2 separate regions of the Homo sapiens genome follow, and region 1 is linked to region 2. A link is a contact called in ENCODE Hi-C or POLR2A ChIA-PET data. All regions are on one chromosome and are shown on one strand. Each heading gives the region's core, a stretch centred on a gene start or an enhancer-like site at or near the end of the contact. The rest is flanking DNA. Distances are from core to core; before and after follow the strand shown. Region 1 holds the start of TDRD3 (tudor domain containing 3). Region 2 holds the start of PCDH17 (protocadherin 17).

Region 1 (4,969 bases), core at 621-3,120, 2.8 Mb before region 2:
ATAAGAGGCCAGAGAAAACAAAGTCAACACGTGTTCGGGACCTAAAAAATGAGACTAATCTTTCCAAAGGAGGGGGGGTCATGTTGGAAAGCAGTAAAATACTGAGTTTGTAAATGAAAATATTACTAGTGTGAAGGATCAACGCTCAACCTAATGAGAAATGGGGAGAAAGGCAAATGAAAGAGGGATCCAAGATTATTCAGGACACCCTTGTGGGTAAAAAAACTGAAAGAAGAGATTCCTATTGAACAGAAACAAAACTGAAGACAGTGTTTTTAACTCTACAATCTTTTACGCCCATGCTGTTCTGCGAAAAAACTGTAACAACAATAACGCATAAGCGTTAAAGGAACCAGGCCCAGAGCCAGGCCCTCTGTGCTCAACATTCAACTCCACCACTTTCTAGCTATGTCATTTTGGGAAAGTTACTTAACAGCTCTTTGCCTCAGTCTCCTCACCTGTAAAATGGGGTGTATAATAACACAAGTGCCTTTAAAATCAGGAGGGGCTTCTTCAAAGCACAGTTGTGATTATATCCCTCTACTGATCAAAAACTTTATTCACAAAATCAAATCCACATCTTTCACGAACCATATAGATCTTGTGTAGGTTCTGCAAAACAATAAGCGCTTCCCTGTGTCATCTCCAGCAGCTCTGTGCTAGAAAGCCTTTTCCTTACCATCTTTCCAAGTCCACTTTAGGAAAGTAACTCTCCCTCCCATTCCACAGTGCACTCATCTGTTCCTCTGTACGTACGGTTTATCACTATTCCCCCTGGTTTTGTTTGGTCTTTTAATGCCTCACTCTTTCTCCTAAAGCAGTAATTGCAGAGAGCCGTTGCAAATCTTTTTCATCCCCGTTCCTACCCTTCATCCCAGAATGTGCCTGTGCAAGCCTGGGAAAAGCGTTACTGAATTAAACGGGATGATTACAACCGTAATGGCCGCAATTCCAGAAACTGCCTAATTTCGCATAATTTTGTATTGTTTTCAAATCCTGAAAATCTTGACACGAAAGGCCTCTTAAAATCAGAACACCATCCTTTCAAGAAAAGTTCTACCGAGCACCCCCACGAGTTGACATTGCGGTCATTCTTAGCTCCAGAAGTTGTGTGTGTGCCGCGGAAGGCAGATTCACACTGGTCCACACTGTACTTTGAAATAAGGGGTAAGAAGAGGCGGCTCCGGCCGCAGCGCGGGCTGTGCTCTGCTCTGCCCTCAACTTCCTATGGGCCCGCGGGCTCCGGCCGCGTTCGTCCCTCTCCGCCGCACTTCGTTCCCAGCCCTCGCCTCCCGATCCCGCTGCAGAAACACCCCCTCCCCGGAGAAGCCGCGCGGACGGCGCTGCAGGTCCTCCCCGGCGCTCCGGTCGGCCGGGGTCTGGGCCGCCACCCGCCCGGCTCGCGGCCCCCGGCCTCTCCCCAGGCCCGCCGCCCGCCGCCCGGGGCCCAGGCCCGCCGCCCGGGGCCCAGGCCGCCGCCGCCGCCGCCTCCAGGGGACCTAGGGGAACTCGCAGGGCTCCGCGTGGCGCCGGGGGCGGAGCCGGCCCGAAGGGCCCGGGGAGAGGCCGGGGGCGGACGACAGCCTCCGCCTACCCCGACACGCACCCCGCCGCCCCCAACCCAACCTCCCTGGGGCCCCGGCCCGCACCCGCGGCCCGGCAGCCGGCGGGACTCGCCACTTACCAACCCGCCTGGGACAACGCCGCGCCGGCCACCTGGGCCATGGTAGCTGCTTAGGCCGGGGGTGGTGGGGGGCTGGGGTGGGGGTGATGGGGAGGCCTCCTACTTGAGACCCCCCCCCTTAAAAAAAAAAAAAGAAAAGAAAAGAAAAAACTCCTCTGGTCGGCTCTGCAACTGGGCATGCTCAGTGCGGCCGGCGCTTCCGCGTGCGGGTTCCGCTCGCCGCGTTTTCTGAGCGGCCGTAGGGGCCGGCCTGGTGTGGGGCTCCCAGGCTGCGGAGCTCCGGGACCTGATCCACCAAACACCGGCTGGTGGCTGGAGTCAGGACGGTTCAGGGACTTTGCCTCTTCCCCGAAGGCTTTTACTTGTTTTGGGGGGCGCTTTTCTGAGTTGCACACCTTGGAAAGTCGCGAGGAGGTTCTTCGTAGAGCAAAAGTGTGGCGTTTGCAGCGCCCACAGGCGGCCACCTCAGAGAGGGCAGGATAAGGCCTGAGGAGACTGACGGGTTGGCTGCGAGGGAACGCGTCCAGGACCGCGCTAAAAAGGTCACGTTGCGGGCAGCAAAACTCAGAGGTGTCCCCAGCCCATTCTGCACAAAAGTTTACTTTCTTATAAACACTCGTTCCCTTCACCTCGCCTTTTGGTCCGCCCGGACGCAAAGAAAAAATGCAGCTCAAGCTTTTTTGAGTCCCCGCGGGCAGATCGAGTTGCCCCAGTCGGACACCACAGTGAAAATGCCCTGGTCAGCCCAAGAAAACCTGCTTTTAGGGGACATGGGGAAATGGGGCAGTTGTGTCAGTGCTTGTTTTTCCTGTTGCCCTCCCCCTGGGACCATCCGTGTCCTAGCGCGGCCCTGCCACCTTGGCTCTGTACTGCCAGATCTGGCAACCACAGCCGCTTCCCCGCCGATGCCCTTCGCCCGCGCTGTAGAGGGCTGGGGCGCAGGGTGGGTCCCTGAGTGGGCATGCGCGCCGCCGTCGCCCAGCGGCACGGCGGACGCTACCGCGCGATTGGGCGTCCGTGACTCACGCTGGCCAATCAGAGAGGAACAGGCGGAAGGGTACGCGGGCCCAAGAGGCGCTCCCTAAAAGTTTGCTCCACCTTCTTGGTCTTTCACCTCTGCGGCGTCCCGTATTGCGGGGAAAAAGGCTTCTAAGGGGCAGCGTCCCCATCTGCCAGGTCAGGGGAAGAAGACTGTTAGGAACTTAATCCCTATCTCCGCCGCTTGCCGCTGCCCCTGCTTCTAAGGGCATCATCAAAAACAGACTTGGAGCAGAGACTGCGGAACTGGGCAGAGGCGCTCTTGGGATTGGGGAGGAAATTGGCAGTTACGGAAGGAAGGGGATAATTGCCCTGGGTGGAGCTAAAATTCCTTAATACAGATTTTTCTCATTTCAGCTGGGGTATTCCGTTTGGTCTTCCCAAAAGTCATAGTTATAAAATCGCGATGCTTTCGTTAGATGGAATGCTATTGAGATTTGCTCCCAAGTATATTGTTTAGATAATTTTAGATCACAAGTAGCTCCATCCTGTTCGCTGCAATGTGCAGTAGTATGCAGTGTTTAAGTCATACGTATGCTACAGGTATATTTCAATTTATAGTCATCGGCCATCATATACAGGAGCCAGGAATAGATATGCCATTTTAAAGGTAAATAGATGACTCAAAAATAAATTGCCAATAATTTTTATTGGCGGTTAGAATTTTCTGTTACCAATTATTTACATTTTTCAGTTAGTGTAACCTGTTAACTATGAAAATATGTTGTACCAATCATCAGAATTTCTCACTGGTTATAAAGTCATTTGTTCTCACATGTCGTGTGATTCAGTAAGGATTTACCACTGCATGGTCCTTACAATAATAAAGTACTCCACAAAACACTAAATTCTCTTAAAGAATGGGTTTTTTACTGGAGAAATGTGGGACAACATGAGCATCCAAAAAATGGTGACAATAATTGATGAAACACATTGAATTTCTTCGGAGTGCCACCAAAAATGAAGGAGGACAAAATCTTTTCTTTCAGAGCAATACAAGATAGTAAATGTAGAACAAATGATAGAATTAGAAAAATCACAGTTTTCCAAGTCAACCACAATTGATAGAGGAAAATTTATCAGACGATACTAAAAGCCACAGGGTAAAAGACTAGGAGTACAGGATCTTCACATGGTCTCAAAGTTTCAAGCCATAACTTACTTATTACAGAAGGGAAAATGTAGCTTTACCTTTTAAAAAAAAAAATCACTGCCTTAAGAGATCAAAGCTAGAATCACTAATAATGGGACAATCTAATGTATTCTGCTTACTGATGTAATGCAACTAGACATACACATCACTTAAGAAGTATTCTTGCCAAAATGGTTTAACCTGAGTTTAACCAAGCTTGTGGACAGTGGATCCTAAACCAACCCCCACACCCCCAAATCCATTTAGCAATGTCTAGGTTGTCACAATCTGAGGAGGTAGGAGTGTTGTTATGCATCTCATGGGATGCAGCAGGAATGCTGCTAAATATCCTACAAAGCACAGGACATCGCTGAACTCCAAAGAATGATGTGGCCCAGAATGTCAGTAATGCTAAGGTCTAGATGTAAGAAGAAATGTAAAGGACGTATAGGTGATATTTGAGCAAGTTAAACATGAAGACGCAGGCACATAAATCCACAATGAGGCATATTCTCCTCTGGCCTAGACTGTTAAAATGTAATTTAAGACTTTTTTTTTTTTGAGACGGGAGTCTCGCTCTGCCGCCCAGGCTGGAGTGCAGTGGCACGATCTCGGCTCACTGCAACCTCGGCCTCCCGGTTCAAGCGATTCTCCTGCCTCAGCTTCCCGAGTAGCTGGGACTACAGGAGCCTGCTACCGCGCCTGGCTAATTTTTTGTATTTTTAGTAAAGACCGGGTTTCACCGTGTTTGCCAGGATGGTCTGGATCTTGTGACCTCGTGATCCGCACGCCTCGCCTCCCAAAGTGCTGGGATCACAGGCGTGAGCCACCTCGCCCGGCCAGAAATAATTCTTTAGAAAAAAAAAAAGAAGGCTGGGCGCAGGGGCTCACGCCTGTAATCCCAGCACTTTGGGAGGCCAAGGCGGGCGGATCACGAGATCGGGAGATCGAAACCATCCTGGCTAACACGGTGAAACCCCGACTCCACTAAAAATACCAAAAAAAAAAAAAATTAGCCGGGCGCGGTGGCAGGCTCCTGTAGTCCCAGTTACTCCGGAGGCTGAGGCAGGAGAATGGCGGGAACCCCGGAGGCCGAGCTGGCAGTGAGCCGAGAT
Region 2 (4,959 bases), core at 510-3,009:
ATCTCCAGCATCCCGTTTTCCTCATAGTCCAGATTGCCCTTCACACGGATTAGGCCGGTCTTGGGGTCGATGGAGAAGAGCTCCCGCACGCGGTCAGGCACGTAGCTGCTGAAAGAGTAGAGCACTTCACCATTGGGACCTTCATCGGCGTCGGTGGCGTTCAGATCGATGACCACTGTACCCAGCGGAGCGTTCTCGGGCAGTTCCACCAAGTAGGATGGCGCCTCGAAGACCGGGCTGTTGTCGTTGGAGTCAATCACCTTCACGTTGATCTGTACGGTGGCGGAACGTGGAGGCTCGCCACCGTCCAGGGCAGTCAGCACGAGCGTATGGTGATTCTGTTGCTCGCGGTCCAGAGCCTTCTGGATGACCAGTTCTGGGAACTTGGTGCCGTCGCCGCGGGACTTAACGTCCAGTCCAAAGAGGCCGTGATCGTCGCGCGTGAGCAGGTAGGTGCGGAGCCCATTCTCGCCGGCGTCGGGGTCATGTGCGCTGGTGAGGGGGAAGCGGGTGCCCGGAGCAGCGTTCTCCGAGATGTCCATTTCGATCTGGTCCGAGGAGAAGGAGGGCGCGTTGTCGTTGATGTCCTGGATCTCTACCTTGATCATGCAGATCTCCTTGTCGTTGGCGAACACCTCGAGGGACAGCTGGCACTTGGCATTGTGGCGGCACAGGGACTCGCGGTCGATGCGCTGCTTGGTGTAGAGGAGCCCGCTGTCTGCGTCCACGTCCAGCAGGTGCGGTGCGGAGTTCTCCAGCACCCGGTAGCTACCCGACTTGCTGCGCCCTCCGCCGCCGCGCTCTGCAGGCGGAAGCCCAGGCTGCAGTCGAGCATCCCTGCCGATGTTCCCGATCACCGTGCCGGCCCCTTGCTCCTCCGGCACGGAGTAGTTGAGGTTCTTGAGAGTGAGGGCAGGGGCCCATAGAAGAAAGCAGCAACAGATGGAAAGGTACATCCCAGACCTGTAAGGTGGGGGCAGGAGCAATCGGACTGGAGGAGCCAGAGAGGGAGTGCGCGCCAGCCTGGGGCCCTGGCGCAGCGTGCGCGCGCGACGCGAGCCACAAGTCTATGGGTCCTTTTTTCCCTCTGCACCCGAGCTGCGGCACCCGGTGGTCTCTCCTTATTCTGCTCAAGTTCCCTGAACCTGTTGATCTACAGCATCCGCACTGGGTGAGAAGCTGCGGTGCAGCAGAGCTGCAGGGGCTTGGAGCAAGGCGGTGGCTTCCTGCGGCTGGGGGTGAGCCAGGGGTTTCGTCTCTCCCGCCCGGACTTCGGGAGGCTCAAACTTGAGCGATGAGGCAGGCGATAAGAAGGAAATCTCGTCTGGGAGAGATGATAATGAGCTAAAGAATCAGTAGGTTTTCCTCGCTCCCGCTAGGGTGCTGCAAATCTACTCCCGCCCGGAGACTCCGGAATACTCTTCACATCGAGTGGGGGAGGGAGCAGGGAGGTGTGTCTCTAGGCAGATCCGAAAGTGAAATTCTTACTTGCTGCTCGCCTCCCGTGATGAAATTGATGGGGATGAAGAGCAACGAAGACAGAGTCACAGATATATTTTGAAGCTTCCCCAGCGCACCGTGAAATGTCTGCTTGCTGCGCGGGCCGGTCTGTTTTCAGGCAGTGTTTTGCTGCATTTAGAGATCTAATCTTGCATTGCTGGCTGAGGCAGCGGCGGCGGCGGACTGCATCTACCAGCCAAGCGTATTTTTTTTTTCCTCTCTCTCCTTTCCGAGCAGCCAAAGGGAGGGGAGGAAATGCAGCGTAAAGAACTAGTGTCCCGATTTGTAGTTTCCTCTCCCCACCAGGCTCCTCCCTCTCTTCCTCGGAAAAGGCTCTCCCCCGAAATCAAGAAAGCCACAGCCTGATCAGCATTTGCTGTGTGAGTCTATTGGGAGGGGGGAAGTAGAGAGATAAATCTTCGCCTCTGTTCGTAGAACACACTCTCTGATTTCTCTACGCCAAGCCAGTAGCCTCCGCTACCATCCCATCCTCTCCCCGCGAGCAAGGACTTCTCTCCAAGCAGTTTAATTCCAGTTTGCTTTTCTTCCCAGGCGAAGGGAAATCAACAGGCAACTCATGGTTGGACGTGCACATTTAAAGGAGGAGGGGGGAGGCCGAATAAAAAGGAAGGGGGAGCCTCCCTCCCAGTCCTTGCACACACACTCTCCCTGTCTCTCGCTAGAAGGGAAACAGTCTCTGCATTCACAGGGCTGGGCTGTCAAGTGCCTCTTTTCTTTCTATTCAGCATCTCCTTCCAATAGCCCTGCCTCCCAGTCCTCTTCATCTAGAAAAGAAAACCTTGGCGAGGAATAAAAGTGATGAATATTTGAAGCAAATAAAGTACGTGTTTTTTTTTTTCCTTCAATTTTCTCTTATAGTAGGAGGAGTGGGCTGGATGAAAGCAACACATCAAGGTTTGGCGTGATGCATTCTGCAGTCTCTCTTTCAGTTTTTCTGGGCGACTCAGGGAGGGCAGGGGGTGCAGAGCTGCGGCCGCGGCGGTCCAGCCAGGGGCTCCTACCCCGGGGAGCTCCCTCCGAGGGGATGTTAGACACAGGTCTGTCTACACATTATTTCGGGTTCTGGAGGCGCCTCGACATACGGGAATGACACATCCAGAAATGCAGGTGTTCCGATCTGCCGGATGAGTCAGAAGCAGCGGAACGAATCGTATTCACTCTCGCCTCATGGTCCTCCCTTCACAGACATTAGTTGCGGCTTCTTCCTAACGCTTTCTCTGACTCAGTCTATAGAAAGAAAAACCAGATTCATGTTTTTGGGGAAAAAGAAAATGCAAGAGAAAAGGATGGAGGGAAGAAGGTGAAGCTGAATCTAGCAGCACTTTTACTCTACCTCTTTCTGCCGGAGTCCGAGGTTCTGGAAAACAAGGCGTCTGCTTTGCTAGGTGTATTGGTTTATTTATTTTGTTTATTTTTTTTAAACCTTTCCTCTTGGTTAGGCGAGAGGTACCCCGAAATTTTTCAGAGTCTTGGAAAAGGAAAAACAAAATCAGGTTTCCAGTAATTGTTCCCAGCTTAGCCTCGCATCATAGTTCAAGATTTTCCTCTCAATTTTTTCTATTCACAAAGTCCAACATCGATGTGTACAGTTAATTGTGCAGTCTGTTGTGGAGGTTTTTTTTTTTTTTAATTCCTCCTTTTCTGTCACGGGTGGTCTCTTTCAGTCTGGTGTCTGCCGGGATCACCCCACAGTCTGAGAAAGATATGCGGATTTCAAAGCAAATAAATCCATCTCCGCAAGCAAAGCAGCGGATGAAAGGAAAGGTGAAAATTCAATTCAACAGTTGGAGTAGCGTCTCCCCAGCCGCCTTCCGCCGCTGCCGCATCCGCCGGGCTCGCGATCCCTGCTCTCTCCCCAGCGTCTCTTGCTGACTGACTCTATTCACCTCACGCCGCCGCTTAAACATTGATACTGATTCCCTGTCAGCCAATCCGAGCGAGGAGCAAGGCCCTGCCTTCTCGGCCCGCGTCCAATGGGAGGCGGAGAAGAGGATGGCGGGGGCGGGGCCAGGAGCCCCGGCTCTTCGGAGTCATTGATTAGATCAGTTAGATGGGGAACCAGTCCGGCTAGCGGAGCCCAGCGCTCCGCCAAAGCGGACGCGCCCCAGGATTCGCCACCAGGTCTCCCGGGCCTTTAACCACCGGGAGTAGCTCTTCCAGCGCCTTCCTTCGGAAAAGAGAATTTACAAAAAAAAGTTTAACAGCGATTTAATTTTTTTGTGGTCCTACATACACGGAATCGGGAATCGCAGTATGCTTGCAGAATAACGTAGCTGCGGTCTGCCTAAAGGGTTTCTCTACACACACTCTCACACACGCACGCACACACGCCCTCGCCGCACACACGCCCATGCCAAGGGAAGCGCAGCCCTGACTCCGCGTGGACCCATCTGAATGAGGTGCGGAGGAGTGTACGTGGGTGTGTGTGAATGCGCTTCCACGGGCTGAGATGTGTATTTCGGTGAGTGTGTGTGAATTCGAGGGCGCTCGTGAGCCCGTTTCTGCCCGCGCTGGTACGAACATGCCGCGAGCAACAGCAATCAATATGTAACTTTCTTCATCCTCTGAGAAAAATCAGCTGTCCTCAGGCACCTATGCAAGGAAAGTCACTTAATTATGAAAGTGTTTCAGAAGAAAAGCAGACTCCCGTTGAAAGAGAGGCTATGTCTCTTAAGAGAAATAGAGCCTCTCCTTTAAGGAGAAAGGCTCACTGTCAATACAAGCTTTGTAAACTCAAATCCGGCTAAATACTACTTAAGGTTCTACCCCTTTTGGTCATCCTTCCTCACCATCTCAGCCCAGGTTCAAGGTAAAGTGGATACCCACCCCCCAACCCCCGACACACACACACACACACACACACACACACACACTAGTTTCGGTGTTTTGTTCACCTCCATTCTTGTTATTAAAGTGTCACATTGCAATTTGATTTTTTCTCCTTAAGATCAAATAGCCATTGATAACCGCATTTGCTAAAGATCCATGAAAACAAAAGTATAAAACACGAAGGCCAATCATTAGGAGATCTAAGATTTCTGTTTTGTAAGCCATAACACACACACACATATATACACACACACACACACCACCACCACACACCACATACACAAGCACACATACACAGGCCGACTTCTGATTCATCTATTTATTCTCCAACTTCATTTACTAATCTCAGAGAGGTTTTTTTCCCTAAATATTATCACAAACATCTGCAACTGGAGACTGGTTTGCTCGTGATCCAGCCGTTCTGAGAAAGAGTTAAGAACAAAAAAGAAAATTGAAGTATTGAAATAGAAAAGGTGAGTGTTTGATTGCTAGAGTATTGATCGCAATTCATAAATACTGAAGTTGCCATTTATAAATTGTGAATGACTAACATACAAGTGTGTAACATGAATCATTCAGCCTTCAAAGAAAATCAAATCCAAACAAATT

The links. Hi-C counts contacts between places; a loop is a spot of excess contacts on that map. ChIA-PET counts read pairs that join two places held with the same protein, here RNA polymerase II (POLR2A). Pooled maps may share reads with other maps.
Region 1: a map of endothelial cell of umbilical vein shows a loop between it and region 2 (9-fold over the local background). The contact joins the promoter of TDRD3 here to the promoter of PCDH17 in region 2. A Hi-C loop is called at or near these places in 6 of 168 maps with a recorded cell type or tissue (cardiac septum, dorsolateral prefrontal cortex, endothelial cell of umbilical vein and 3 more) and 14 of 50 pooled maps. POLR2A ChIA-PET finds 5 or more read pairs at or near these places in 1 of 52 experiments (B cell).

The regions. Positions count from the first base shown.
Region 1 is chr13:60,394,121-60,399,089 of GRCh38, reverse strand. It overlaps TDRD3 (tudor domain containing 3), which reads right to left and starts at 1,870. Exons shown (of 14, transcript NM_001146070.2): 1 at 1,685-1,870. The coding sequence starts at 1,725. RefSeq lists enhancers at 1,019-1,068, 1,949-2,148, 1,998-2,510, 2,219-2,548, 2,879-2,948 and a silencer at 1,239-1,808.
Region 2 is chr13:57,628,544-57,633,502 of GRCh38, reverse strand. It overlaps PCDH17 (protocadherin 17), which reads right to left and starts at 1,759. Exons shown (of 4, transcript NM_001040429.3): 1 at 1-1,759. The coding sequence starts at 956. RefSeq lists enhancers at 573-1,252, 3,211-3,796.